2 separate regions of the Homo sapiens genome follow, and region 2 is linked to region 1. A link is an interaction called in ENCODE POLR2A ChIA-PET data of the cell type or tissue named here. Cell type or tissue: PC-3. All regions are shown on one strand. Each heading gives the region's core, and the rest is flanking DNA. Links, peaks and the distances in the headings are about the cores only.

The links. ChIA-PET counts read pairs that join two places held together with the same protein. Peaks named below come from ENCODE experiments on the same cell type or tissue, not always from the same donor. Only the 100,000 strongest peaks of a DNase experiment are listed, where the experiment ranks them.
Region 2: POLR2A ChIA-PET joins it to region 1 with 10 read pairs; 2 of 35 experiments call an interaction of 5 or more read pairs at or near these places.

What each region holds. Positions count from the first base shown.
Region 1 is chr17:63,266,916-63,283,194 of GRCh38, forward strand. It overlaps TANC2 (tetratricopeptide repeat, ankyrin repeat and coiled-coil containing 2), which reads left to right. Exons shown (of 28, transcript NM_001394998.1): 9 at 833-958. Among named protein-coding and RNA genes, the nearest start is that of CYB561, 170 kb to the right of the region's middle. In PC-3, for the core only: no CTCF peak of the experiment used is centred there; DNase peaks (open chromatin) are centred at 7,426 and 8,626; H3K4me3 peaks cover 893 bases; H3K27ac peaks cover 5,021 bases.
Region 2 is chr17:63,142,344-63,158,622 of GRCh38, forward strand. TANC2 (tetratricopeptide repeat, ankyrin repeat and coiled-coil containing 2) reads left to right here. Exons shown (of 28, transcript NM_001394998.1): 5 at 8,927-9,037. Among named protein-coding and RNA genes, the nearest start is that of TANC2, 180 kb to the left of the region's middle. In PC-3, for the core only: no CTCF peak of the experiment used is centred there; no DNase peak of the experiment used is centred there.

The sequences.
Region 1 (16,279 bases), core at 4,523-12,522:
CATGGCTGGCTGCAGCCTTGACCTCCCAGCCTCAATCAATCCTCCCATCTGAGCCTCCTGAGTAGCTGGGACTACAGGCGCACACCACCACGCCTGGCTAATTTTTTTGTGCATTTTTTGTGGAGACAGGGTTTTGCCATGTTGCCCAGGCTGGTCTTGAACTCCTGGGCTCAAGCGATCCACTCTCCTCAGCCTCCCAAAGTCCTGGGATTACTAGCATGAACCACTGGTAGCTAATATTTTCAAACAATAAAATGGATACTCTAGTATTTCTTATAATTTGAAACATTTTTGTAAAATGAATTTTTTCTTTCACTCAGTTTTTAGTAAAAACCCATTTACTATTTCTTTTGATAACAAAGAAACTTCCTTTTTGTTACTGTCTCTGCAGCTTTCATGATCCAGACATTCAGAGGCAAGATGGCATTTTAAGCTTTTGGACTAGCATTTTGTTTTTCATTTTAAATCTCAAATCTACCATTATCTATTTCTTTTATGAAGTAAGGGTTTATGTTTATTTGCTTAGTTTGTTTTGCTTTTTGAATAGGAAATATTTAATCCCTCTGTTTAAGGTTATAGAACCTCTTAGCAAGCACAGGTTTATTATGTACTGTCTTAAAGTAGCAAGTGAAATGAAGGGTTAATATTTTTTACAAACCACTTATTTGGATTTTTAAAGGCATAAAATACATGTATTTTATATATATTACATATTTTGCATATATATTTTTTGGCTGGAGTAAGCCCTGATTCCAAAGTTCCGGAGATACAGACTAGCTGAAAGACATTTTCTGAACTTAAATATTCTAACTAAACTTTTCTTTCTTGTCAGCCACCAGCTCTGCCCACTTGGAAGACCTTGCTTACCTGGATGAGCAGAGACATACACCTTTGAGAACTTCTCTACGAATGCCAAGACAGAGCATGGGTGGTGCTCGCACACAGCAGGATTTAAGAGGTTAGAACCACAGAAGGGCTTTAAGGGTGCCCGGGAACAGATGGAAATGGGCAAAAGCCAAAAAGTTGCTTTGTCTCCTATTCCCATACTTACTTAAACCTCCCTAAGAAGTGAAATGATCCATTTTAGCATGTGACCAGTTCATTTCTGCTGAGTCTAGAGAAAGATAAACACAAATACATTGTACTCCTCATAGACAGGCATTGTGTAATTATCAACATTTGGAAGCATTAGTTCCTCGAAATTCTGAAAGAAAACAGATGTAAAGGGGCTGTGGTAATGGGGGAAATAACCTTTCTAAGATCTTGGATTTCAGAAGTGACTGCGGACCAGATTCAGCCCTAGCCATATTGCAGGTGAACTGTGCTGATCATAATGTACAGGTTGAGCATCCCTAATCTGAAAATCCAAAATGCAAAATGCTTCGAAATCCAAAACTTTCTGAGTGCCAACATGACACCACAAGTGGAAAATTCCACACCTAGCTTCATGTGATGGGTTGCAGTGAAAACTTTGTTTCACAAAATGTTGAGTAAAATTACCTTCAAGCTATGTGTATAAGGTGTGTATGAAACATATGAATTTCTTGTTTAGACCCAAGTCCTATCACCAAGATCTTTCATTATATATATGCAAATATTCCAAAGTCCAAAAAAATCTGAAATTCAAAACACTTCTGATCCCAAGCATTTTAAATAAGGGATACTCAGGCTGTATTTTGCTAGGGAATTTTTTTCATTTTTGTTTTAGTGGCCATTTCTAGTAACATGCAATATTTTATTATCTTGGTCTTTTAGAAAGTGCCTATAATCCTGGCCTAGCAAGAGCTACACAACCTATCCTTTTCTCACTCAGGTACCTGTTGCCTTACCTTCTTTGTGGCATGCTACATGCTTCTCCAAGCTGGCACCAGATCTTTTTAAAGACTGTCATTTTGTTACAGTGATGGTCTAGTTGAGGAGCCTCTTATTGGTATTTCTATGCCTCTCGTTTGCTCAAAATGAACCAAACTGTCTCTGATAGCTTTTAACAGATAGTCTCCTTTCTCTGGTATGTTAGCAATCTCTATCTCTACCACAAGTGTGTTTTTAATTTTATCTTACGGATGATTTTCATCTTTCTTTAGCTCTCCTCTTCACCCCTTGTCCTATTCCCTACTCTAAGCAGTATAGTGCCACGTGCACAATTCCCATGGGAAGGAATTTATACATGTCTGCTGTCCACTCTAGACATCATTATGCTAACAGTTTTTCAGTGATGGCTAAGCAAACAGGATTTTAAAATAATTGATTGTATTGCAACAATTACCATACCTCCCATCAACAGCAGTTAGTTGATAGCCTCAGTCATACTTTTAGTTCCCAGTCCTTTTGTCCATCCTGCTTGCCAGTTCTTCAGTTTGTCATATACCAGTTGCATGGCATATGCAACTGTGTGTTTACAGTCCAGAAAATGGAAATATATCAAGCACTATTTTAGACTAATTACATCTAAAGTCTGAATAAAGTTGATCAAGAGACCAAATAATTGATTTGCGCCCCGACCAGAATGCACAGCCGTAATAAAGAAGATTGGACAGAACTACTGATCTATATGGACCTTCAGATTTGATTGAAAATCTGCCACATTGGCATCATCTTCCATCTTATTACTAAAAAACATACTGACATTGTTGACTTTATTTTCTGCTTTACTAATCATTGAATAATAGATGTTATACTACATAGAAAACAAAATTATTTGACAGATTTCAGCAGTGAAATTTTTGGGAAACCTTTATATTGAGTTCTGTTGATATGTGGTAGTACCTATCTGCTTGTAGTATCTGAAGATTTAATAAGGTCTTTAACAGATACATTCTGGTGAGCTTGATGTTTACAAATACCAGTTTTATCTGGAATGCAACAAAGATCTTTTCCATTGCATTGATCTTCAGCCGAAGCATTCAGTGAAACAACAAAAGCACATTCAAAGATTTTCCCAAAGCTCACCTAAATCTTTAGGAAGGGCTCTGACTGAATATTGAATTTCTAAAAATACTAATTTCATATTCCTTGCAAATAGTGTCTTAACTTATTGTTTACATTAATACTTAGGCTGGAGTTTGTCCATTGATGAAGATGCTATGATGTTAGTATTTCAGTTCCTTGAAGTCATCTTTATTTTTCAAGAGCTTTCCTTTTAGCAGTCTAAACGGTTAGAACATGCCATCCAGCTGGGTACATTGATCCATAAAAAGCAAGGTGTTTACTTAGCAGTGTAAAGTATACTAAAACTAGTAATAACTTTAATTCAGAATTTTCAGAATTTAGAGTCCCTGAACAATAATCCTCTCTCAAAAAGTAACATGTTATCTTAATTATTGTTTACAGATGAATTGTATGGCTTAGGATACGACTTAAAACACATTATCAAGAAAGGAAAGCAAACTTGGGCAGATAAACTTTCCTTATGTTTCTTCAGACCTGCTTGGCAAGCCTTTATAATATGTGATTATTATATCCACAATGTTGTACTTTATTTCAGAAAAAATCAGATTTGTTTTCCTGGAATAATTTTTAAAAACATGTCACATCATGCTTTCTAATTTTATTTAAAGGAATGTACAAATTACAGTCATATTTCAGTTTGACATATTTTTCTTCTGATTATGATTAAAATGAAACTACCCCCAAAAAAGTAATGAAATGATTGAAAATCTTTTTTAGTCTGCATTAAGGTATATCTTTCCACTTTAGAATAGAGGTGTATCTTTCATACATTTTAAAGGAGTACTCTGACAAGTTCTGTGAAATAGGTTTTTTTTAACTTTTAAGTTTAGGGGTACATGTGCAGGTTTGTTATATAGGTATGAGTCATGGGGGTTTCTTGTACAGATTATTTCATCACCCAAGTATTAAGCCTAGTATCCATTCATTATTTTTCCCAATCTTTTCCCTCCTCCTACCTCCTCCCACCAGTAGGCCCCAGTGTTTGTCATTCCCTTTTATGTGTCCATGCGTTCTCATCATTTAGCTCCCACTTACAAGTGAGAACATGCGGCATTTGGTTTTCTGTTCCTGCATTAGTTCACCAAGGATAACAGCCTCCAGCCTCATCCATGTTCCTGCAAAGGACATGATCTCGTTCTTTTTTACGGCTTCATGGTATTCCATGGTGTGTATGTACCACATTTTGTTTATCCAGTCTACCATCAATGGACATTGAAGTTGATTCCATGTCTTTGCTGTTGTGAACAGTGCTGCAGTCAACATATGTGTGCATGTGTCTTTATGATAACAATTTATATTCCTTCGAATATACCCAGTGATTTCACTGGATTGAATGGCCGTTCTATTTTTAGATCTTTGAGGAATTGCCACACTGTTTTCCACAGTGGTTGAACTGATTGTGGAAAACACTCCCACCAACTGTGTATAAGTGTTCCTTTTTCTCCACAGCTTCGCCAACATCTGTTATATTTTGGCATTTTATTAACAGCCTTTCAGACTGTTATGAGACGGTATCTCACTGTGCTTTTGATTTGCATTTCTCTAAAGATCAATGACACTGAGCTCTTTTTCTTTTTTTTTTTTTTTAATTTTGCTTTAAGTTCTGGGATACATGTGCAGAACATGCAGGTTTGTTACATAGGTATACATGTGCCATGGTGGTTTGCTGCACCTATCTACCCGTCATCTAGGTTTTAAGCCCCGCATGGATTAGGTATTTATCCTAATGCTGTTCCCACCCTTGCCCCCCCCATCCCCCAACAGGCCCCAGTATGTGATGTTCCCCTCCCTGTGTCTGTGTGTTCTGCCATTGAGCTCTTCTTCATAAGCTGGTTGGCTGCATGTTTGTCTTCTTTTGAAAAGTGACTGCTCATGTCCTTTGTCCATTTTTTTTAATAGGGTTATCTGTTTTTTCTTAACAAATTAATTTAAATTTAATTAATTAAATTTCTTAACTTAAAGTTCCTTGTAGATGCTGGGTATTAGACTTTTGTCAGAGACATCGTTTGCAAAATTTTCTCCCATTCTGTAGGTTGTCTGTTGACTCTGTTGATAGTGTCTTTTGCTGTGCAGAAGCTCTTTAGTTTAATTGGATCCTGTTTGTCAATTTTTGCTTTTGTTGGAATTGCTTTTGGTGGCTTCATCATGAAATCTTTAAATCTTTGCCTATTTCTTTATCCAGAATGGTATTGCCTGGGTTGTCTTCCAGGTTTTTATAGTTTGGGGTTTTACATTTAAGTCTTTAATTCATCTTGAGTGAATTTTCTTATGTGGTGTAAGGAAGGGATCCAGTTTCAGTCTTTGCATATGGCTAGCCAGTTATCCCAGCACCACTTATTAAATAGGGAGTCCTTTCCCTATTGCTTGTTTTTGTCAGTTTTATTGAAGACCAGGTAGTTGTAGGTTTGCAGTCTTATTTCCTGGTTCTCTATTATGTTCGGTTGGTCTATGCGTCTGTTTGTACCAGTACCATGCTGTTTTGGTTATTGCAGTCCTGTAGTATAGTTTGAAATCAGGTAGTGTGGTGCTTCCAGCATTGTTCTTTTTGCTTAGGATTACCTTGGCTATTTGGGCTCTCTTTTTGGTTCCATATGAATTTTAAAATAATTTTTTCTGGTTTTGTAAAGAGTGTCATTGGCAGTTTGATAAGAATAACATTGAATCTTACCAATTACTTTTGGCAGTATGGCCATTTTAACGACATTGATTCTTCCTATTCATGAGCATGAAATTTTTTTTATTTGTTTGTGTCATCTCTGATTTCTTTGAGCAGTGTTTTGAAGTTCTCCTGATAGAGATAATTCACCTACCTGGTTAACTGTATTCCTAGGTATTTTATTCTGAAATAGTTTTTTAATCACAATTCTGGTTTTAAATGATCCTAGAGATGGTAGTTAATGCTTATATACACTGTAGTATACCCAGTAGATAACTAAGTTTATTGACTGACTGATTTCAAGTGTAGAGAGTGTCTGAAATAATATCCTCTGGATGTATGTCCAAAGAACATTTGAGGTGACAAGCCATGCATTGATTGGGAACTTCATATAGGCAGAATCTTGTACTATTCTGTTAAGAGCAGTGTTTCTCAAACTTTTTGGTCCCGGGAGCCTTTTATACTCATAAAAAAATTACACAGGCGGCTATGGCTGTCCCTGTAATCCCAGCACCTTAGAAGGCCAAGGTGGGAGGCTTACTTGAGCCAGAAGTTCAAGACCAGCCTAGGCAACATAGGCAACATAGCCTAGGCAACAACCCTGTCTCTACAAAAAAATTTAAAAATTAGCCATGCATGGTGGTAGTCCTAGCTACTCAGGAGGCAGAGGTGGGAGGATCACTTGAGCCTGTGAGGCCAAAGCTACAGTGAGCCATGAGCCATTATTGCTCCACTGCACTCCAGTCTGGGTGATAGAAGGAGACCCTGTCTCATTTTTAAAAAATTATTGAGCTTATATTTATATGGGATAAATTGATATTATCATATTAGAAATTAAAAATAATATGTTAAATATACTTTGTTTAAAATAATGTTTTAAAATAATAATAGGGATTGTTGAAATAACTCATTTATTCATTTTTTTATAAATAATAGACCCATTACATGTTAAAGTTATGTAAGCTGTGGAAAATTCCACTGTACACTTGTGAAAGAATGAGAGTGGAAAAAGGCAAATAACCTCTTAGTACTGTAAATATAGTTTTGACTTTGCAAACTCCAAGAACATATCTCAAGAATCTAGGGATCCCCAGATGACGCTTTTATTTTATTTTAGGATCACAATGTTTAAAAACAAGTTTTGTTGGCTCTACACCTCCAAAGAGCTCCCAAATCCAACTACTTTTCACCTCCTTCAATACTGCCTCTCACTGAGACTATTGCAGTAGGCGAGCTTAGTGGCTCTCACAGTGTGGTCCTGGGACCAGCAGGAGTGGCATTATCTAGGAAGTTTTCAGAAATGCAGATTCTTTAGCCCCATTCCACACCTACTGAATCAGAAATTCTGAGAATGGGGCTGGCAAGCCGTGTCTTAAACCTTGCAGGTGATTTTGCAGATCACACTTTTAAAACCACTAGTTTAGAGGATGTCATTGTAATTGAAGATAAGCTTTATGCCTCAAGGTCCATCAGTCTATTTACAAAAGTGCAAAAATGCGTAGTTTGAGAGCTGGTTACATGTTATTCATGAACATGATTTAACAATACAGGCATAATTAATTTAACAGGTGCCTTAATAGTAACTGCAGTTGTTTGATGATAATGGTAGTCTTTTGACTGCTGAAGCAGAAGTTGGGATAACATCTCCAAGTGGGATATTAACATCAACATTGCTTCATTAGTTAAAAAGTCCTTTTTTTTTTTCACTCTTCAAGACAGCTGTTTTGAACAACTGTTCTACAAAAATTGATATTTCCAGAAACCCGGCCCAACGGGGGAGAGGTCATGTGAGTCAACTGTCCAAAGCAACTTAACAGATTCCTAGCTGTCAACCATCCAAGAGCTTGAATACTAATGATAAAAGTCATAGAAGATTGTGTACTAGTACAGAGTATATAGCTAGCTAACCTACTACAAGCGCCTTTTCTAGTCCCAAAGCCTAATGTCTTTGATAGATATTAATTTGAATTAATTTAACTAATAAAGTTTTTAACTTAAAATTTTAAAATTAGGCTAGGCATGGTGGCTCACACCTGTAATCCCAGCACTTTGGGAGGCCAAGGTGGAGGGATCACCTGAGGTCAGGAGTTCGAGACCACCCTGGGCAACATGGTAAAACCCCATCTCTACTTTAAAAAAATACAAAAATTAGCCAGGCATGGTGGCGTGGGCCCATAGTCCCAGCTACTCAGGAGGCTGAGACTTAAGAATCACTTGAACCTGGGAGGTGGAGGTTGCAGTGAGCCAAGATCGTGCCACTACACTCCAGCCTGGGCAACAGTCTCAAAAAAATTGTTTTAATTATTTTTGGCTTCATGTTTTTAAATTTAATCACCATTAGGTTAATGTGGAGTTATGCTAAAAATTATCCACCTGAAAATGTCCACTCTTTCTGATCATCTTAATGAAAGCTCTCTCATTCCGCAGAGAAAGATAGAAACTAAGTTTGCTGCCTATTACAAGGAAGGAAGAAATAGTTTATTTTTATGGATAAATGTAATAAATCTTATGATGGATTATATAAAGGGAACCAGGAGGAGTTAAAATATACAAGGCAAATTGTAGCATAGTGACTTTGAATGGTAGCTACGTGGGTTAAATTAACAACAAATTATTAATATTGAGACCCTAACCTGCCTGGTCTTAAGTTACAACCACACTCTTCTACTTGAAGAAATTATATATTGCTAATTAAAACTTCATTTCTCAATATATGGTGGTTTCCTTAGAACTTTTACTAAATCTCATTACATAAAAAGCCATTCAGAGGCTTTGTGTTTAGTTATTAGCTACTTTAATAGACACTAGGTTGGAGGGCATATGTACAAATGATAGTCTGATTCATTGGCAGAATTTATGTGAAATTGGCCCTGCCACAGTTAACTTGGTTTTATCAAAGCAATAAATTTAATTTTTATCAAATCTGTGCTTCACACCATTTATGAGTCCCGTACTGTTCTGAAACAATGAATCCTTTATGATGATGACTAAGATGCATGTCATGAAGCTAAATGCTCTTACATTAGCCTACTGAGTCACACATCCCTGAGGTTGCTTAGTCATCTTGATCATTGCCTGGCTGGCTCTCACATTTACAAGGGAATATTTCCATCAGTCTTTTCTACCTCATTGTTCATTATTTCATCCCTACAAGTAAGATTAAATTTTCTTAAGTAGATTCAAAACCCAAGGATAAGGTTGCATGCACATAACTTCCTATAGTAAATATTATATGGGTAGATTGTAAGTTTTAGTTGTATGAGGTTGTTCCCCTCACCCCCAACCAGCTCTTCTGCAGAGAAGACTGTGAAGTAACATGAACAAAACTCTCATCATGACATCTAACTCTGCAAGATATCTCACTGGAAATACTTTAAAATGCCTTGAGTGCAGTAAAGAAAAATAACACACTCTTAACCTATTTTGATGTTTTGATCTAAATTAAAGAATAAACTTCCCAATTAATCTTATTATTTTCCTCAAAAGTGACTAGGTCTATTAAAGTAACCATAATGCCAATAAATTTACTTAGATAAGACTTTGCAAAAAAATTTTGTAATTCAGTAAAATGATCTAAGTTTTTTAATCTTGTAGTATATAAAAGGTTTGTTGTGAAATAACTTCCCCAGATGCTCATAAAATTACAGAACTAGATGATTTCATTTTAAGGCCACAAACGAAAGGCTATTTCATCAATGAGAGTTCACTTTAAAATGTTTTATCTTAAATTTCAACGAATTAAAATACCCAGTTTTTATATTCCCAAAAATAAATGTTGTATATCACCTTAAAAGCCAACACTCTAAGAGCACAATACTTAAAACAACTGTATTGCCATAGTTATAAATATTTTATCAAATATTTCCTATTTTAAAACCTTTACTGTTTTATGTTTTCTCTACATTTTCAGGTATTAAATGTGAGGAAGCATATAAAAAAGCAGCAACCTTTGGGAGAATTGGGTTTTCCCTTTCTTTTTTTTTTTTTTTTAACTGTTCTCCAAAGATCTTTGTTCTCTTTCTGAAAATTCCACTCAGCAGTGACTGCAGATTTTTCTCAACAAATGTTTTCCCATAAGACCAATGTCAGAAAGCTGAAATTTAATATGGAAGTTATTCAAAGATTCAAAGTAAGATTTTTTTCAGAGTAAAATAAGCCTTCCCCCTTTTTTATCCCCACATTAATAGAAGGCAATGGACTTTTTAAAACACTAAGACAAATGTTAACAGTGAGACACTCTTCAAAAGGTGTAAAAGTGATAGCATACATTTATTGGAGTTCTTACTCTTTGTGGGCACAGTGCTTAGAGCTTTAAACATATTCTTATTTAATCCTCACAACTCTTTAAGTAGTGGTAATAAGGAAACTATGTCATAGACAACTTAATATAAAAAGCAATCGGTAATACAGTAATAGCAGTACATTGGCTTATGGTAGATACTCTGTACTCTGCGGTATTGGAGATGGCAAAGACTGTTGAATATTTCAGCAGGAGCTGTGGTCAGAGAGGATACTTGATTCATTCACCCAAACCAGCTTCGACTCCTCTCTTCCTAAATAGTACTTCAGTTTTCCTCTCACTTGAGCTTTAAATCTTGGAGTCAGCATTGAAGCACCATCTACATTATCTCCTATATGCAGTCAGGACCAGACCCTGAGGGTTCAGCTCTCACAGAGTTTCTCACATTCTTTCCATATTCTCCATTCTCAATATTGCTAATTAGCTTGCCTCCCTCCTCTGGTCTTTCCATCTTCTTCTTTTTTTTTTTTTTTAACTTTTATTTTAGGTTCCGGGGTGCGTGTGAAGGTTCATTACATAAGTAAACTTGTGTCACGGGGGTTTGTTGTACAGATTATTTCGTCACCCCGGTATTAAGCCGAAGACCCATCAGTTATCTTTTCTGCTTCTCTGGTCTTTCTGTCATCTAATCAGTATAATGCCTGGCTGCCAAAGTAATCTTTCTAAAATGCAGCTCAGAATCATGTCATTTCTCTGTCTTAAGTTATCATTGCCAGCATCCTTGTTCAGTTAGTGTGCAGGAATAGAAATTAGCAACATTTAAAAGCAGTTTTGAAGAAAACAAGTTACAGTTTATTACCTTTAAAATTAACTCATTGATACTTAAGAAAAGCTAAAAAAAAAAAATTTAAAGAATAGACACTGCCAGATGGACAATGAAATGGAACATGTAATGGAAAAGAACTAAAGGAACAGAGATAGTAAGATAATGTATAAGAACATGCCAACACAATGCTTAATGAATTTTATTAATTCAGCAAAAAAAAAAACAAAGACTAAAATTATTTCTATGCCAGATGAGTCATCAGTATTTGGCATCAGTATTTTTAGTACTTAAAAAGAGGTAACAGGCCGGGTACAGTGGATCGTGCCTGTATTCCCATCATTTTGGGAGGCTGAGGCAGGAGGATCACTTGAGGCTAGGAATTCGAGACCAGCCTGGGCAACATAGTGAGACCTGTCTTTACAAAAACTTTAAAAATTAGCCATGCACGGTGGTACACGCCTGTAGTCCCAACTACTCAGGAGGATCACTTGAGTCCAAGGCTGCAGCTTCAGTGAGCTATGATTGTGTCACCACACTCCAGCATGGCTGACAGAATGAGGACCTGTCTTAAGGAGAAGGATAAGGAGAAGCAACAGAGTAACAAGGCAATCTATGGAATAGGAGAAAATATTTTCAAACCATGTATCTGATAGGAGTTAATATCCAGAATATATAAGAAACTCCTACAACTCAGTAGCAACAAAACAATGTTTAAAAATGGACAAAGGACTTACATAGACATTTCTTCAAAGAAGACATACAAATAGCCAATAGGTATATGAAAAAATGCTCAATATCACTTATTGTCAGGGAAATGCAAATCAAAACCATAATGAGATAGTACCTCACACCTGTTAACATGGCCATTATTTAAAAAAAAAAGAAAGAATAACAAGTGTTGGTGAGGATGTAGAGAAATTGGAACCCCATACACTGTTGGTGGGAATGTAAAATGGTGCAGTTGCTATGGAAAACAGTATGGAGGTTCATCAGATATTTAAAATAGAACTGCCATATGATCCAGCAATCCCACTTCTGGGTATTTTTCCAAAAGAACTGAAATCAGGGTCTCAGAGATATTTTCACTCCTATGTTTATTGCAGCATTATTCACAATTGCCAAGAGACAGAAACTACCTAAATGTTAAAGGATGAATGGATCAAGAAAATGTGGTCTATATATCAATGGAAAAGAGATCCTGTAATATGCTACAATATGAATGAAACTTGAGAACATTCTGCTAAATGAAGTAAGCCAGTCACAAAAGGACAAATATGACATGATTCCACTTACATGAGGCATCTAAAGTAACCATCAGAATAGAAAGTAGAATAGTGGTTGCCAGGAGCTGGGGGAAAGAGGAAATGGGGAGTTCCTGTTCAATGGGTATAAAGTATCAATCATGAAAGATGAAAAAGTTCTAGAGGTCTGCTGTACAACATTGTGCTTATAGTTAGCCATGCTGTACTATTCACTTAAAAATTTAAGAGGGTAGCTTTGTGCTTTAATTAGCCTCTCCCCCTATGGAAGAACAAACATCAGGAGTAGGCAACAGATGGCACTGAAACGTGAAGGTGAGGGGAAGTCCATGATGCTGCCAAGACTCCTGAAAGTGATTGAGAAATGTGTAAAGTGAAAAGACTTGAGCAGAGTTCGTCATCAAGAATGGGAAGACAGGATGAAAGCATGACCATCACTAGCATTTACTGAGCATTTACTATGTACCAGGTTTCATGCTAATAACTACATTATCATGACAGCCCCATGAGGTATATGTATCCCCTTTTACAGAGTAAGAAATCAAGATGGAGAGAGGAGTTAAGTAATTTGCAAAAGGTCACAGAGTTGTTATGTCTGAGCATATAACCTACCCTGATATAATACCTGTGGTTAAATGATCTTAGGGGCTATAAATTAGAAACAGAGGATTGTGACCCAAAGGAGAGGTAAATTAAGATATATAGAGAGTGTAGCTGATCTAGTAAAAGGAAAAAGCTCTAAGCCTTGCTAGGAAATACTAAACTCCTGAAACCCCATGCTTTTATATAGCACCTGTCATATCACATAATGTTTTCAAAGGACTGAAAGTCTTAGACTAGGTGCAGCAATCCTCACTGGTGAGCACTGTACAGAAAGGACACCTCAACAAGGAACATAGTGTTTTCAAAAATAAACTGATTGTTCCCAAGGAGTCCCCCCCACCCATTTTTAACTTTTATTCCCCTATGTCTTATGAGTGAGATAAAAGTTTTAGATCAAATTCTAGAAAGGTCTTAGATTGAGAATCATCAGCTCTAGAGAGTTCTTTTCAGAGACATGCCTGACTTCATTGACCCTGTTTTTTACGAAAGATTATGGGGAAGTGGGGAGAAATGAAGTGGCAAAGGGATTCTGTGAAGGAACAAGGGAAATAACATTTGAGTCATGGTTAGTTCATAGTCAGTATCACTCAATTCTCATATGTTTAAAATCTGATTCACGTAAAGCTTTTTTTAGCACTAAGAAAGAATCTTAAAGATTTCATCCAAGTCCTTTGTTTCACATTTAATGAAACTGCCTCCAAAAGCAGTTAATTCCACTTGCCCAGGGTAATAGAATAATAAACCATGAACTAGAATCCAGATCTAACTTAGTTCATTTCTCTCTTACCCTCTCCACGATTCTGTTACACTCTCGAATTTCACAGATTTGCCAAATCTCAGGATGAAATGTACTTTTCAGTCTAAATAGTTAAAACTAAACCCCAGATATGTTTTTTAATTGTTGGGTAAAAAAGTAAAACCTAGTTTTTTTTTAATTCAGTTTAGGTATTGACCTACTCTCTATATAGAATAGACTGTAGGCTGCCAAGTAAATATCATATCTTCTTAATTATTGAGGATGTCTGCTAATAGTGAAGGTTGATCCTTTCCCTCCTCTTTTTAAAAGAGTTGCTTTTTTAAGAGTCCTTCCCACCATCCTTTGTAGTAATTAATTACTAAGATATGATGAAAATATCTGTCTCCTAGCTTAGTCACTTTTGTTCTTGCTTTCTCCCTTTTTTCTTTCCACTAAAAATGACTTGTTTAAATACATCTGTTACTTCTTTGTCTGATTCTGTTTATTAGCAGAAATCTGATAGGGTTAGAAAAATTGCTAGGTAGATTTTATGTAATACTGATCTATAGGGACAGGTTGCTCTGCTGAATGCTTCTGGAACTTCAGTAGGTCTTTTTTACTTTGGCTAACACCTACCTATAAATAGGTAGCTATACTGGCTGTACTGTAAGAACTACTTGCTGAGAATTTTTAAGCTAAAAATATTCCTCTCAGAGTTAATGAGGTAAAATCATCATCTGGCACCTCTGGCCTGACAAATGAATGCGCACTTTGCTAAAGCATTTTAAAGCCATAATAAAAACATGTCTGAATTCCAGCTTTTGTTAGTGGAAGAATTGCCTTTTTGGACTAAGCCTTCCATGGATAACAATTAAGAATTATGAACAAAATACAAAAAATAACTATTTGAAGGCACTGGAGAGTGGCAGAAAGCAGATGGAAGTGGGAAGTGAGTTTACATTTGAAATATAGGGACCAAAACTTATATTTGGAATATAAGGACAAACTTGTATTTTCAAGTTTGTAGCATTTTGCTTAAGGACTCTTTCCAATCTGTGGATGGCTTCAGGTGGCAGAAAGCCACAGCTTTACTTACTTGAAGTATCAAAGGACAGAATCCCAAAGCTGGCAGAATACTGGAAAGTTAGCAAGGAATTTCTAAAAGAAAGGGAGCTGCAGAGGCGGTAGGTCCCAAAATGTGTGTGTAAGCCTTGCCCCAGATCCTTGGCTGACTACTGAACCATATATGTATAGAAGAAATCCTAATAAGCTCTGCAAATAAAGAAACACCCAGAAGCTGAAAGAACTTTTCAGCTGCTTATTATAACCGAAGAGAATTTGAATCCGGCTAAGTTAACTTGAACAAAAATCAGCATACTTGAACAAAAATCAGCATACTTGAGAGGAACATAACAGAATCCAGAGGTTCTAAAATGTATCTGTTAAACCCAGTGTAATTGAATAATGTATCCCAAAAATTCAGGTCCACCCAGAATCTAAGAACGTGACCTTTTTGGAACTAAGACCTTGCAGGTGTAATTAAATTAAAATGAGATCACGCTAAATTAGGGTGAGCCCTAAATCCAATGACGGTATTTTTTAAAAAGAAGAGAAGTCACACAGAAGTACACAAGGAAGGGGGCCATGTGAATTTGGAGGCAGAAGTTGGAGTGATAGAGCTGTATAAGCCAAAGAACACCATGGATTTATAGGAGCTACCGAAAACTAGGAAGAGGGAAAAACTTTCTTGAGCCTCAGAGGGAGCATGGCCCTAGGGACACCTTGATTTTGGACTTCTAGCCTCCAGAACTGTGAGAAAATAAAATTTGGTTGTTTTAAGCCACAAAGTTAGTGGTAACTTGTTATGGCAGCCCTAAGAAATTAATACACCCAATGTAGTAAAAAGGAAGGAAATATTATAATAAAGATAAGAGCAGAAATCAGTGGAGTAAGAAATAGACAAACATTAGCAATAATGAACAAAGCCAGAATTCGTTATTTGAAAAAATAAAATTTATGAACCCCATAAATAAAATTTATGAATCTTAATATTGCTTAAGAAAAATGGGAGAAAACACAAATTACTAATATCAGGAATGAAAGAGGAGATATCACTACACATTCTACAGACATAGAAAGGATAATAAGAAAATATAAAGAGATATTATATATGCCAGTAACTGCAACAACTTAGATGAAAATAACAAATTTCTTGAAAAGCACAACTTACCAAAACTAACACAAGGTGAAATAAAATATCTCAGGGTCTCTATTTCCTTTGAGAAATTGAACCTGCTATCAGAAACCATCCACCAAATAAAACTTCATGATCAAGTGGTTTCACCATTGAATTCTATCAAATATTTAAGAGTAGGTGGCTAGATCATCTGACAGGTATATGTTTAACTTTTTAAGAAACTGCAAAATGATATTCAAAGTGGTTGTATCATTTTCGTTCTCACTATCCATGTATGAGAGTTTCAGTTCCTCCCCATTCTTGTTGGTACACAGCGTGGTCAATCTTTTAAACTTTTGATATTCTACTACTATGTAGTGATGTCTCACTGCGCCTTTAATTTGGATTTACTAGTAACTGATATTGAAAATCTTCCTGTGCGCCTATTTGCTATCTGAACATCCTCTTTAAGTTGTGAAACTTTTTTTATCTAGTTTGGATGCACGTCCTTTAACAGATACTTGATTTACAAATATTTTTTCCTCGTTTATGACTTCTCTTTTCATTCTCTTAACAGTGTCTTTTGAAGACAGAAGTTTTTAGATGTCCAACTTGTGAATTTATGTCTTAGAGGACTGGCCTTTTAGTGTCGTGTTTAAGATTTCTCTGACAAATGAAAGGACACAAATATTTTCTCCTAGAAATTTTGTAGTTTTATGTTTTACATTTAGGTATCTGATTGATTTTGAGTAAATTTTTGTATATGATGCAAGATATGTGTCAACATTCTTTTTCTTTTCGGTTTCTTCTTTTTGGAGGGGAAGATACGGATAC
Region 2 (16,279 bases), core at 5,136-13,135, 120 kb before region 1:
TGAATTTGCCCATTTCATCTAAGTTATCAAATTTGTTGGCTTAAAGTTGTTATTAATATGCCCTTATAGTCCTTTACGTTTCTGCAGAGTCAATAGTGATGGCCCCATTTTTATTCCTAATTTGATAGTTCATGTTTTGCTGTTTCTCTTTGTCAGTCTAGAGTAAGTTTTTTCTATTTTGTTTATCTTTTCAAAGAATTAAATTCTCGTTTCATCATTTTCCTCTGAAAAGCAAATAAGTTTATTTGCTGTTTCATTGAGTTCTGCTTTAATCTTTATGGTTTTATTTTTCTGCCTGATTTGGGGTTTAATTTGTGCTTTCCAAATTTTTAAAGACATAAGCTGTGAGCATGTTTTTCTCCAGTTATTTTTCAATTGTTGTAACCATAAAATTTTCATGAAACTTTAAAAAAAGATAAATTAGTGAAATTAATGGGTCTTCTGAAACGAGTTTCTTAAAATCACCTTATAATTCCAATTGTTAATAGAAAATTAACATATATTAAACTCCGATGAGTTGGGGGGCATCTGCAATACATTTTTCTCTTTAAATTGTGTAGCCTATGTTTTGTCCCATTTTCATGGCACTTGGCTTTCTCCTGTTTGTATCATAGCTGTTCTTCTTCTGTCTTACCCCCTCATTAAGTTCCTTTAGGCTGGACACTGTCTTAATTATGTTTGAATCCCCTGAAGCATTTCTTACTGCTCTGTGCACATGGTAGGAACACAGAAGCATTCATTGAATTGAAGGGAACAGCTCATATGTTTTATGGAATTGGTTTACAAATAGTTATTGCAGGTTTCTAACAAAATAATTTTCATTTAAACTGTCATTATTTGTATGTGAAAATTTCATGTAGCACCAAATTTGCATTTTTAACACATCTGAGTTTTCATGTTTGTGAAGTATCCCAATACTCTCAGATGATTATGCTAATCCTTAAAAAGTTATCATGATGCCTCTTTTCTTATTTATTACATAGTAACATTTCTAGTAGAGAGTGGGGCCTTTGTTATGTCACATTTTTTATGAAATGTTTAAAGAAGGAGATAAAGATGAAAAATTAAATAGGAATGTCATAATTATTCTAGAGCTTTTAGCAATATTTGCCTGTGTATAAAATTATCAATTTATATTTCACAGCTATAACTTCTGAACAAGAAATGACTAAATACAGAAAAGCATTTAGCTCTGATATCACAACCTCTTTATTTTAATCAGTAGAAAACTTTATTAATATATTTGTTATAATACATGTTTTGAAATTGTTACCTGCAGGTAAATATGCTAGTATACCTTCTCAAATTCCATTATTTTTGCTATTTCTTTGTAACAATTTGCTGTGTCACTATTAGTATATAGTTATTTCATCCCTTATTGAATTATTTATAGATTTTAAATGATGACATTTCAGTTATTTGGCTCTGGTTACTTTAGAGTTTTTGTTTTATTTTCATTATTAGGAGTTAGTATAAAAGTCTTTAGGTGATAAGTACTTTCTTTAAAAGAATTTAATATTCACATTTTGCTGGGTACAGGGGCTCTCACCTGTAATCCTGGCACTTTGGGAGGCTGAGGCAGGAGGATTGCCTGAGTCCAGGAGTTTGAAACCAGCCTGAACAACATAGTGAGACCCTGTCTTTAAAAAAAAGAAAAAATTCTAGAATTTAATATTCAAATGCTAAATTTTCAATAGACTCAAAGTCAGAATATTTTCTCCACACTTAGCTCTGTATTCTTTATGGTATATATTCTAGTGGGGCCTGTGTTTATATTGAGACCATATGCTACGAGTTGTTGCTGACTAGGTAGATTTCAATATTTTTTAAATGGATATAATTGCTGTGTTAATCTTAAAAATGGTGAAACTATGTAATGTTGCCTTTTTGCTTAGATGAAATGAATCGTTTTTTCATTTCTACAGTTGTTCACTATGATAAATAGGGATAGGAAAGGTTCATATGAGAGTCCATAGTAGATAACTAGTGGCCACATACTAATTGATATTTGTATTGGTAAACAAAGTCATCTTTATTTTGCCACACTGCATACATGTTATATTTCCTTTATATTTGTATAAATCACAGAGAAATCAGATATCTAATAGTCTGTTTTCAGAAATGTATACATATACTATATCTCTAGCTACAATAATATACATTCACATTTAAATAAATGTGTTCCAATTATTTGACACTTCAGCATAAATTGGATGTAAAACTACACACAACAGTTTTTATATGAAATTTGGAGTATGTCGAGTAGGGAACTAAAAGGCATAACACGTAGTATTGGGGAAGATAGAGGGAGATGAGAGGTTTATAAAACATGTACTTCATTTTTTTATACTTACATAGAAGAAATAACTAGAAAGATACTTTGCAGCTGTGTATTAATTTATAATTGGTTTCAGAGAAGTATAGTTTTATTTGCATTATGAAGAGTCAGAAATTGTTTCTACAATAGACTAGGCTTTATTTGATAAAGATTATCATATCAAATTTTCATTTTCTTTTTCTGCATTGTATCTTTTTTATTTTTGTTTTTTTCTTTTCTTTAGATAGTTACTTTCTCAGAATTAACAGGGAATATGAATTATCATTTTTTTCCTCTTCACCATTTTTCACTTTTATCTACCCTGTGCCAAAATGTCAGATTCTACTGGTTTTTCCTTCTCTCTGTTTTTTTTTGTGTGTGCTTTATTTTATTTTTATTTATTGTTCTTGATCCCCCCACCATTTTGCAGGAAATGAATAATTAAAAGGGAAAATCTCCTTGCATTTCTGCTTTCTTCAGGATGTTGCTTATGTCACCGTTGAAGCACAATCATGAGAAATAGTTAATCAGCACATTAGATAGGGTAGGAGGATGCCCTTCCCACCTATTTCCAGATTTTAAACCTAACAGAGATCCAGGGTTAATAAGAAGGAAACAAAGAATGACACAAACACTATCTCTCCTTCTACCCTTCTTTCCCACTCCCACTACAGAAAATTCATGATATTCAAAGGTTTATTTTCTAGTAAATGTTTAGGAACTAAAATGTTATAAGATTCTGCATATGAAAGCTTTGTTAAAACTTTTTAAAATATAGTTTTCTCTTTCCAGATAAATTTCTCAATGTTTCTCTCTACTTCTTTACAATTCTATAGTTCAAATCTTTTCTTTCTATGTTGCTTCAAAGAGTTTTACAATTTTAGCTCTTATTTTTAGGTCTTTGATCCATTTTGAGTTAATTTTTTATATGACGTAAGATAAGGATCTAACCTCACTCTTTTGCATATTCAGTTTCCTCAAAACCATTTGTTGAAAAGACTGTCCTTTTCCCACTAAATGGTATTAATACCCTTGTCAAAAATTATTGATGATACGGTTTATTTCTGGCCAGCCTTTTCTATTCCATTGGTCTATATGTCTGTCTTTATGCCAGTACCATACTGTTTAGACTACTATAGCTTTGTAGTAAGTTTTGAAATCAGAAAGTGTGAGAAATCCAAGTTTATTATTTTTTTCAAGATTGTTTTGACTATTTAGGTTCCCTTGAGATTTCACATGAATTTTAAGATGGATGTTTCTATTTCTGGGGAAAAAAAAAGTCATTGAAAGTCGTTGGGATTTTGATAGGGATTGCATTGAATCTATAGATCACTTGGGTGGTGTACCATCTTAATATTGTCCCCCAGTCCATGAAGAATGGATGCCTTTTCATTTATTTGTACCTTCTTTAATTTCTTTCAGCAATGTTTGATAGTTTTTGGTGCACAAGTCCTTTGTTTCCTTGATTAAGTTTATGTCTACATATTTTATTTTTTTGTTGTTGCTATTTTAAATTGAACTGTCTCCTTAGGTTTTTTTTCTCAGATTGTTCATTGTTAGTGTATAGAAATACAACTAACTTGTGAGTTGATTATGTATCCTGCAACTTTACCGAATTTATTAGTTCCAGCAGGTATTTTTCTGGAGTCTTTAGGGTTTTCTACATATAAGTTGTCTTCTGCAAACAGATAATTTTACTTCTTTCTACTTTGGATGCCTTGTATTTCTTTTTCTTGCCTGCACAAACATTTTTATTTTCCTACCACACTGGACAATTAATGTTTATTAAGTTATCTTCAGGTTAACTTTACTAAATATACTTTATAATCTCAAATCCAACTTTGTGAAAATACTTTCTTGGTACTTTTATTGTTCTGCCTATCTTTATATTTATCTTTCATTTTACATTTTCTTGATCTTTGCTTTCATTTGGTCTGCCTCCATACTGTTCTCTCTGTATATTCTTATCTGAGTCTTCTGCCAGTTTCCTCCTAAAAAATCCCTTCTGCTATGAAACATTTACTAAAGACAATACCTCAGTAATTATTTATTATTTTAATGCCCTTATATTTCTTTGACTAGATATACTTCAACATTATCTACAGCATTCCAGCATACAGAGGAACCTCGATAGGTAGATTTTCTCTTTTCACCATTAGCATTCCTGTGTGATGAATCTGATTGCTCTTATCCTCCCTCAACCACCTGCCTCCCAGGTGATCATGGGAAGAATTAGTGAGTATAGATAGTATTGTTATTTCTTCAAAATAGACCCCATATGGTTAATACTTTATAACTTAGGACTCTTTAAAAAACAGCAACAACAACAACAACAACAACAACACAAGAGTTAAATCGGTAAAAGAATGACTGAAAAGAAATTCTAATAGCCAGGCGTGGGTGGCTCATGCCTGTAATCCCAGCACTTTGGGAGCCTGAGGCAGGCAAATCTTTTGAGTCCAAGGAGTTCCAGACCAGCCTGGGCAACATGGCAAAACTCTGTCTCTACCAAAAAAAAAAGAAATAACGAAAATTACCCAAGCGTGGTGGCACATGACTGTGGTCCCGACTACTCGGAAGGCTGAGATGGGAGAATCACTTGAGCCTGAGAGGAGGAGGTTGCAGGTTGCAGTGACCTGAGATCACACCACTGCACTCTCGCCTGGGCAACAGAGCCAGACCCTGTCTCACAAAAAAAAAGAAAAAAGAAAAGAAATTCTAACTTTACCACACATGTTGATACTCTCACAGATGAGGCCTTGATTTGTATTTCATTACAGCTTTTTTCTTAAGAAAATTTTCTTAATGAGCAGTTTGCATGTGGTGTTCGTGGATTCTCTAATCCAGTGTTCACAAACTTCAGTGTGCCATACGATCACCTGCAGGGCTTGCTGAATACAGATTGCTGGGCCCCCACCTTCCAGAGTGTCTGACCCAGCTTATCTGGGGTGAGGCCTGATCATTTGCATTTCTGACAAATTCCCAGGTGATATTATACTGCTGGTCCAGGCACCACATTTTGTGAACCCATGGTCTAAAGAATACTGTTTAACTTCCATTCTGTACCACATATTTATTGTTGTCTAACTTAGACCATTTTGATTTGGATACTCTACTAAGGCATAACATATTGTATTTTCTTCAACATGATTCCCTTCTCAATTAAAAAATAATTGGTGATATCACTGTTCACATCCCCTTAGACATCTTTGTTTTACTACCCCCATGCCTCAACATATATGCACGGTTCAGACTTCCAAATCATGCTGAATCTGTGATGACAACAGCAAAAACAATAATAACAGCTGATGTTTTTAGAACATTTATTCTGGGCTAGGTACTGTTTTGAGGATTTTATTTGAATTAATATAATCCTCACAAATTGTCTTTGATATTATTAGCCCAAAATAACTGATGAAAGGAAACAAACACAGAAAGGTTCTTACAGCTAGAAAAAAAATGAATGAAATAGGACTCTAATGTAAGCATTCTGGTTTCAGAGCCCTTACCCTTAATTCCTGCACTCTCAAATTCCTCACTAATGTGCTGCCATGTTATGCTGTCTCTATAGTATGTCTGAAACTACTTTCTTACTTTGTTTTCTGTAGCCGTAGCCCTCACTAGTCCATGTATTAATAAACTTAATAAGTGAGCTATATCACTGTATCCAAGCACTGTGCTTAAATACTTATACATGTTTGGAATTAGTTAAGCCTCATAACAATACTGTGACTTTATGAGGAAACTGAGGCTTGGTAAGGCTAAATAACTTGCCTAATTTCTTACTATTAATATATGCTAGAATCAAGACCTAGATTTTTCAGATCACTCTACTTAACCTCTAAGCCGATATGCATTCATCTGCTCAACCTCTGCCAGATTCTGTAACTCAAGTCATTGAGGGCATAAGAATCGATGTTCCCAGTGTCAGTTCCAATCACTTATTTGTGCAGTAGTTTCTGTTATCTCTTACATCACAATAAAATGCCAAGTTTGGGCTTTAGATTGTTCCTACCCATCTCATCTCAACCACTTTCTTTCTTCTTTTAACTATCAGAGAAGGCCTTTTAATGTGGAATTCTCTTACTCACATGAATCATCTTATGTACCATTTTTTACAATGAAGCATATTAAAATTCCAGGCTTCCAGGTAAAACATTATGCCCCATCTTCCAACTTGCCCTTCTATGTTCTCCACCAAGCAATATTATGACTATTGTTCAACTTATCATATCTGTGATTGTCCCTGCTGTGTTTGACTTACAAATGACACTAGTTTTCTGTGACTTGGATGAGAACACCATTATCATCTACCTTATAAAACAGTTTAACTTTATTATTAGACAAGCACAGTACCCCATGGATGAGGGAAGAGGTGAAGAGTAGATAGAAGAAAGAATTAAATGTCTCCTGTGAGCTATAAAGATAACCTCAGTTGGAATTTCCTGAGAAGGGAAAATAAAGAAGTTGGTATACATCGAGCTTCATAGATCTAAAATAACTCTCTTTGCTGGAGAATTGTGTATTTTAGTAAGAGGTTTTATTTTTTTTCCTCTGCCAGATCTGTTTAACTTCTGATTAACACCATATAGTCCATACTCTCTTCACAGTCTTCAGCTATTTCCTTTTTTCTGTATGATCTCTAGAACCCTGATCTTTTCCCTTGACTTCATCTCATAATTCTTGTACACGCCTCATACCTCCCTTAAGTTCTCCTGCCATCCTTCACTTTTTTTCTTACATTTCTACCTTAAGTTTCTGGTCTGTCTACTAGCCCTAAATTTCATTATTTAAAAAATGTTTTTAAGATTTTAAGATATATAGAGTCCCTTGAGCAGGGACCTGTGCTGTCTTTGTCAGAACTCAGCAGGTAAAACAGTTACTCTGATGCCATGACAATGCTTTAATAAAATTCTAGTAAAGGACTTAAGAGCCTTAAGGATTAAATTACTATATAATCATTTTTCCTATACTAAGCAGTATTGAATAAATAAACTGTTTCATTATTTTTAAATCTGTTGGTGAAATTATAATGAAAGAGATTCTAATATTGGCTATTAGTAGCCTGCATATATACATATAAATCACTTGAGATCTTTATTTGTAATAATGATTTTTAAAAACAGGCTCAAGTCTCACACTCATAGCAAAGGTGAGAGTTCTGCTATTCCAAAGCTTGCTTTTGACAGAACCATACTGTTAGGACTCTTAATGTTAGGCCTTTGTTGCCATGGAGACAGTAACAGGCTTTATTATTTTTTAACATATACTGAAAATATACATACCCTAAGGTATAAAGCGTGACTTAGTTGTCTGTTGGTTTTGAGTATTGACACATTTTGAAAATAGTTTCTATATACTTTTAATACTTGATTTTTATCCTTCAAAGAAAATGAAGGAGATTTCTGACCATTGTGATAACAGAGTTGTATATTACTTTTTACAGGGTCTTTTAGGAATAACGTAGAATCTCTTGTGGGTCAGTAATGGATGAGGACTTTGAAGAACATGCAGAAACTTTTGAGAAAAGTAATGTGATCTTAGACACATGTCTTGGCCACCTATGATTATGACACTAATATATAATACAAACAAATCAATTTCAGATTCAACTAATACTTTGTGCCAGTACTGTGCTAAGCACTGTCACCCTATTATAGTTTATTTAATAGAACTCAGTTTGAAAGCACCTAAGCAATCCTCATATTTTAACTTTTACAATAACTGATTATTCGAATGTGTATCAATAGCATTCCTGAATTTTTCCTCCTAAAAATTAGTAAATAAAATGTGTACATACTTTCAATAAGTAAAACTTTCAATTCATGAGTTATACTTTATTCCTTACAAGAATGAATGGATTCCATGGCATGAGATATTAATATTCCATAGGCATCATGATTAAATTGGTAACTAAATCACATGTCTTTAGCTTCTAGTGTCAAACTAGCAGGGCCTAGTTAATGCTTTAGTCCACCAGCAGTTTTGACTTCTTACATTAATAGCTGAGAAGTAAGGTAATTGATTTTCTTGTTAAGCTACGTAGATTAGGCCTGATGGCTTATATTTAATCCTACTTATGGTGTTTATCATGACCAAGTATTAGAGTAGTTATTTCTGGATAACAAAAACCTTTTGATTACAGTTATTATAAACAAAACCTTGAAACATAGTCCTGTGCTTTCCTTAGTTAACATCTGTATTTAATGGCAAAAGAAGCCAAAGTAAGAAAGCTCTTTGCTTTATAAAGAGAGAGAAATAAGGTAACAGACAATCACAATTTATACTAATAGTTTTGAATATTAGATTTTAGCTTTTCCAGTTTTCAGTGACTTTTAACAAGACCCATCTCCTCTATGAAGAATGCAGTTAGTTTTTTTTTTTTTTTTCTGGCTCAAAAAATAGGGTAACCTGATCTGAGTCTGACAGAGTGTGTCGTTCATTTAAGTGCTTCCATCTGTTGCCTGCTGTTCCCCTTACTCATGACCCCTCTATGTTTCTCTCTTTCCCTTTTTCCTTCTCTTTCCCTGTTTCTCTCCCTTCCTTTCTCTTTCTTTCTCTCTTGCTCTCTCTGTCTCTTGCTTGCTCTCTCTCTCTTTTTGTTCTTAGCCCCTCTGAGGAAGGCAAAGTTTGTTGAGAGCCCACGAATTCCAGAATCCGAGCTTGGCTCACCAACCCTCACTTCAGCTCAGAAACTGGACGTGGATGCATACTGCCCTGGTAAGCATGCATGCAAAGTGTCTGCTTTGAAAGAGGGAGGATTGGATCAGGCCCATCCAGCAGAGCAGTGTTTTGCATGTATACTACTCATAAAAACATGTTACCTCTTTTGCAACTGATTGCCTATTCTTCTTAATAGAACATAGTTTTTACTGAATGCCCTGTTTTGACTTTGATACAATAATGAGAGTAAGTATTGAAAATAATTTCAAAGGTAATTTTCAAAAGAATTAAAATAATTTTGGTAGATAAGTAGTTTTAGGTAAGTAGGGTTACTTTTGTGATTTGAGATACTTAAAGAAATTTTGCTGTGGCCATGTGCAAACAGAAATGTTGAAGATGTGAATAAGAATATTCATTCAACACTAGACACAAAAGTGTTCTATGCAACACTTTTGCATACAACCTTTATGCCTAATTCCTGTTGGATTTCTGGTGATTATAGAAAATACTTGTGATGCTGGAAACATTAAACTTGAATTAGAAAAGAAATATAGGTTTCCGAGATGGACTCCTTTTGGATACAGATACTTACTTTTAGAAATACCTCTTGTGAATGGCCTGTAAACACATGTGAGAGTTCACTAAAACCCTTCTTGTGTGGGAGCCAAACTGAGAAAGACTCATTATCAATGCTTAGATTCTTTCAAACTTAGATGAGTTGCCTGGCAACATCCTTTACACTCTCTCTACAGTCAGTCTATAGAGCTGTGTCAGAAATGTTCACAGCTCTAGCTGAGTATACAGATTAGAGCATTAGTAAAGGAAGGACCTTGGAAGACTTGGTTTTAGGTCTTTTGTTTATTCCTGCTCATTAAAATTGATGTTAAACCACAGTGAATACAACTACTACATATTTACAGCATGAGGGGTCAGCAGAGTAAAATGATTCCTAGTTCTGGGGAAGATATCAGTATCTGTGATCTGAAATGTCAGTATAATATACCTTCGAAGCCAGATAGGACATAGTAAAACAAAAAACAAAACAGTAGGAGAAAATTTGGGCCAAACCTCATAAAATGAGAGACGTTTCATTTTATGAGTCAATTTTGAATACTGAAAGACCTTGGGGATTTTGCTTTCCTTCGGGGTATTGAAACGGCTTCATCCACTCTTATAGATAACCATTCTTTTCTAAATCAATCACAGTTTTGTATTAGGAACCAGCTTTTCTGTTTTCAAAAGGAACAAAGTAGTTCTTTAAATGGTACTATAGCACACGATTAGAAGAATCTTTCATGTTTTGAGGTATTGTCACGCTTCTTGGGCAGTCGAATATTGTACTTTGCATTTCTTCATGCAAATTTTAGTGTTATAAAGTAAAATAAGTGTGCTAATTTTCTATCCCTTTCTTGAGTTTTAGAAGGAAAACCCTATCAGAGGCCTTTTCCAGATTTGCAAGTCAGAATGACTGTCATGGGGGCCTAATCTTTCACTTCCTGATTGCCCATCTGACATCTTTAATCTAATCTAAAGCTAAAGTCTTACTCAGGTGATTATTTATGTATATTTTCCACAGGCATGAATTCTTTGTTGAATTAGAATTAAACTAAAGCTCGGTTATGATTTTTAGAAAGCAAGGAAGAAACTAAAACACAATATCAAAGTGCTGCTAAAAAAGTCTTTCCTTTTCTTATCTGAAACAATTTTAAAGCATAGAAACTTTATAGTGATTTGCTCATCTCTAATCAAGTTATTAGATGCTCTGAAAATTAGTTTCTACCAAGATAAGAATGGTAACCTGAGGGTTGAAGCTATTATCTCTACATAGTATCAAAAATTAACAATAACCAAATGAATTGATGAGTATACTCACAAACCAAAAAGATTTTGCATTTTTTCATGCAAATTTTAGTATTATAAAGTGAAATAATACTTAATTTTTGAATTTCTTTCACATAGGATATACTAACACCACTGATGATATTTTATTGTACATTCATACAGAGTAATACAGTTAAGGCTACTAGTGTTCTGATACCTTCTTGTCTGCCTGCTTTATTCATTATCACCTGAAAATTTAGGAAAATACTTTGTCTCCCAGAGGCAACAATCACAAACTGAAGGTTAGAGCAGTGGTTTTCAAACTTTAACTTACTTCAGAATTACCTGGAAGATTTGTCCAAATGCAGATTGGTGGGCCCCCAGAATTTCTTACTCAGTAGGTCTGGAGTGGGTCAAGAATTTGCATTTCTAACAAAATCTCAGATCATACTGAAGCTGCTGTTTGAGATTCTATGCTTTGAGAACCAATTGGGTTACAGGGCTGCTGCAGGCTACTCACTGTACAGTCATTGTTCAGTGGTTCAGTGAACAATGCTGAAAGTCTTTGGGGTTCCTTCTACCACTATTGATATCTGGGGAGTAACTGCCAGTGTTGTTTCTGTGTTATCTAAACTTAAACCTTTTGGTAGCTTTTGTGTCTGAGAAATAGACTTATATATTTTTCTTGGTATGTCTTTTTGTACCTGACATCTGTGTACCCACGTCTAACTTTTCTGTGTTGTCCTGCATGTAAAAGGAAATTGTGGATCAAACCAAACCAATTCACTGATGGTTAAGTCCAAAAGTGTAGGGAAAGCTACTCTGGAGTATAGCTGTTGAGCTGGAATATTAAATTGAGTGATTCATTATATAGCATTATCTTCTATAATATCTAATTAAAGGTTTACTGTTCCTCAAGTTACATTTGTTGTATGCAAAAAATGTGGGAAAAATACAAGCAAACAGTATGTTTTGGTTCTGCAGCTACAACTGTGGAGATAATCGATGGTGTTAAGTAAACTACCAGAATAAAGGGGATGTTCCGGGAATTGTGTGTGTTAATTGTCTCACAGTGGGGAAACTAAGATCTAGAGAATTCAAGTGATTTGTCTAGGGTCACAAGCAGGATTTGTTGTTCAGCTCTTGAAGTGGACACAATATAGTCCAAAAATATATTGCCCTCTAATCCTGTCACTGTGTAAATTCCATGAGCATTCCTTACTGTCCTTAGATTTAAAAGCAGAAAATTCAGTTAAGTATGAGATAGTCATATTCTATTTTTATGAAAAAGGGTAACCAACTGTTAGTGATTTCAATAAAGCAATTTCCAAAATAAGAAAATAGATTCATCCTACACTCTATCACTTTTCTATCTACAGTATTACTTATTAGGTGTGTGATTTGGGGCAAGTCACTTAACCTTTCTACCTGTTTCTTCATCTGTAAAAATAGAGATGATAATTTTAAATCAGTTTAATATATATAAAGCACTTAGAAGAATGCTTGGCTCATAGTCAGTGCTCATAATTGTTAGTTGATTTTATTATTTTTGCAGTGATGATCCTAAGGTATAAGACAAGGTCTTAATCAGAAAAAATACTTAAAGGTTTAGGGTCATTTTTTGTTAAGTGTGTCCTGTTGCATTTCAATTCTGATTTTTCTCTGATGAATCTTATGGTCTGGAACATGTCACTTAACTTTTCCATTCCACAGTCTCCTGTCACAGCAACATTATTTCTATAATTTAACAAATTATGCTTTTATATAGATACATGAATATATATTCATAGGAAAAAATTTCTGGAAGAATACACCAAACCGTACCACTGGTTGCCTAAGGAGGGGAGACTTTGAATTATTGGAAAGTTAGAGTAGGATTGTTGTGAGATAATATTAGTTAGCAGAGATTATATCTGGTTGGTGGCATTACAGGTGGTTTTAATTTTCTTTCTTGGGCAGCATGTATTAGTGAATAAGAGCTTATGTTCTGGAGTTAGATCTAGGTTTAATTTTTTTCTCTTCCACCTACTAGCTGTGTGACTGATAAAAATAGACCTATCTTTAAAAAAAACAAAAACAAAAACAAAACAACCTATCATCTCATAGGATTGTTACAGAGATTAAGTGAAATATAATGTATATGCCACATGCTTAGCTCAGGCAAAATAAACAAGACATTAGCACCCTTTCTGTTACTCATCATCATCATCATCATTATACTTTTCTGCATTTTCTAAAATTTCTACAATGAACTTCTGTTGAAAATTTTCAGTAATCTGATGACACTAAATGATGGTGATACTCTGTTTTTATTTTAGTTTTTTAAGTGTTTCTGTTTCACATTATAATATAAAATTTCAAGTATAGAAGTGACCTTTGACACAGATAATGGTAGGCCAAGTTGACAGTTTTATAGGACTTTTGACTATATGTGCATGAAAGGTTAAGGGCCAAAGCCCACACCAGTCTTGAAATAGGCAGGCTTTTATCAACACCAAATATATTCAGAGGAATTTGAGATTAATCTTTTTATATGGATTCTTTTAAATCTCTTAAAAAACGGTAGTGTCTTTCAAAGGACAGTGTTATTTAAGGTGACAGCAAAATTAGCATATATTTAAAACTCAAAGAGAAAACAGTTTGATTACAGTTAGTGCATATTCATATTTGTGTATATTCTGCACCTGTAAAAATTTTTTTCATTTGGATTTTTTATCTGTATTGTACATTCTATAGCATAAGCACAAGCCATTGTAAACAAAGTGTTTTATTTAAAGTGAGTAGTTCCTTGAACTGTCTTTTCCCAACTCCTGTATAGTCATGGTCATTTCCATTAAAATCAAAGGATGATATTTTTTTCATTTTCTTTCTTCCATTTAAAAAATTTCCGAGAACATTATAAAATGTTATCTTTATCCTAAATAATTAACCATGCTTCTTTGGTTTTGCTACAAACTATGTGCTTGTACATAAAATCTTCTGTATGATTTTGCATTGTCCTATGAGTACCAAGAGCCTTTTCCTCCTGTTTCATATCTTTTGTTATATTGTGTTTGTATTCTGCTTTATTGTAAATACAATAAGTATGAAACAGAATTTTTAACCTGAGTAAAATTGATGAGCTTTGGGGGGAGTCTTAGCCCTTTAAAATGATAAGTAAAAACTTGCTACATGTACATATGTACTTTTTCCAATCACAGGTTCTCAAAACAGTTGGTAACCTCCCTTGCACCAAATAAAAAGAAAGAAGAAATGCTATTGTAAAGGTTGAAATGGAAAAAAAAAAAGCACCTGTTAATTATTAGAACAACAAGAACAAAAAGCTAGAAGTTGTATAGTGGATAGACTTGAGAGGAGAATGAAAAAGGAAATAATAGAACTATGGGATTGGCCTATCAGGATATGAAGTCTAAAGTAGAGATTAGGAGACAAATGAAACAGAAATAAGTTGTGTATTAGAAGTATGAGATACTGCCTTATTACTGGTTATGGAAATAAGCATAAGAACTAGAATATGAATATAAATGGCTTTTCTTCCCCAAACTTTCCTATCCATGTAAGTTCTTTTTTTTTTCTCTCTCTCTCTTTAAATAGAGATGAGATCTCCCTATGTTGCCTAGGCATACTGCAACCACCAACTCCTGGGCTCAAGCAACCTTCTGCCTCAGCCCCCTGAGTAGCTGGGACTACAGACTCATGCCACCACACCTGTTTAATTTTTATTTTTGTAGAGACAGGGTCTCACAATTTTGTGTAGGCTGGTTTTGAACTCCTGGCCTCAAGTGATTCTCCCACCTGGGCCTCCCTCAGCACTTTTGCTGAGATTATAGGCGTGAGCCACCATGCCCACCCTACTTTGAACATTTTTAGTTGTTTTCCTGATCTTTAGTTTTTCATTGTTTGTGATGTGAGTTTTAATCTTCTGTAGCTAATGAAATTTTAGGAAGGGGATCGGGGACAATTGTGTTCCTCTTTGGTGGGTCCAGTTTCTAGGCAGATAAGGGAACTTCAGAGAACAGCCTCATCCTATGCTTTGGGAGAGGCAGAAGATTGAGACAGGAAGTGGGAGGGGAGGCCAGAAAGCCCTTGAGGTTGCTTCTTTAGTTCAGCATGTCAAGAGACCATATTTTGGGGTATGATTTTCTGTGCCCCAGCATTTAGAAGGTTAATAATCTCATCACACTAACTTTTAGATAACTTTTCTAAGGTGTTTTACATCACAAAATCTGAAGGCTTGGCCTCTGAATGTGGTGTTTAGATCTGTAATTTAGTTAGATATCCAAAGGGGCAATATTTTCATTAACTGTAAAACCATTTTAACTTCCAGCTTTTGAAGAAGTAAAATGTTCTGGTTTAGAGTAAAATGCCAGTGGTTTAGAGCCAGACTGCCTGTGTTCATATACCAGTTCTGCTACTTACTACTTGTGTGACTTTGGGCAAATTACTTAACCATGATTTGTTAATTTCCTAATTTCCCTCTGTAAAATGGGGATGATAATATTACCTATATCACAGGAAGGTTGTAAAGATACGACATATTAAAATATGTAAAATAAAAATATAAACATACATAAATACATAAAATATGTAAAATAAAAATATAAAATATATTTATTTATTTTTGAGACAGAGTCATACTGTGCCACCCAGGCTGGAGTGCGGTGGCAGGGTCTGGGCTCACTGCAGCCTCCACCTCCAGGGCTCGAGCAATCCTCCCACCTCAGCCTTCCAAAGTGATGGGATTACAGGAGTGACTACCACACCTGGCCTCATAATGTTTTATGTTGACTTTTTACTGCCTTTTATCTAAGGATATTGTAGGTAAAGTTATATCTTTTTTTCAATGAATGCTTCACAAAAAGAATAAAATTTCATGTATACTGTAGTTATTGGGCATCTTTACATGCAGTCTATATATAAATACTAAGTTGTGTTGTGTGTATGCGTGTTTATTTTTAATGGGGTCAGTTTTTCATAGTGGTGTCTAGTTCAGGCTTGGGAACAGAGAAGCTTGAGTTCAGTTCTGGCTGTGCTACTTTATTAGCTGGTGACTTTTATTTAATATCTCTAATCTACTCTGGTTCCTTGTCTATAAAATGAAGATAGTAATATCACTCACTCCATAAGGTGTTTGTGATAGTTAAATAAGCTAGTACCTATAATTTACTTAGCACAATGCCTGGAACATCAGTTATTGCTAACAACATATTTCTCACATGTATATACTATTACACATTTACTTCTTGGAAAAAAATGTGTTTCTTAAGCAGAACATATGTTCCTGCAGCGCAGTGTTCAGGAAGAATTCTGTGGGAGCAAAGAAGGGACAGAAAGGTACTCTTCACTTGGGTTTTGACACGCAAGAAGCTGGAATTCTGTATCTGATGTTTCCACTGCCATCCTTTACCTCTAAGTCACTTAAAATCCTCTTAGTCTTTTTGTTTTTTCTTATCTAGAATTTATAAATTATCACATTTA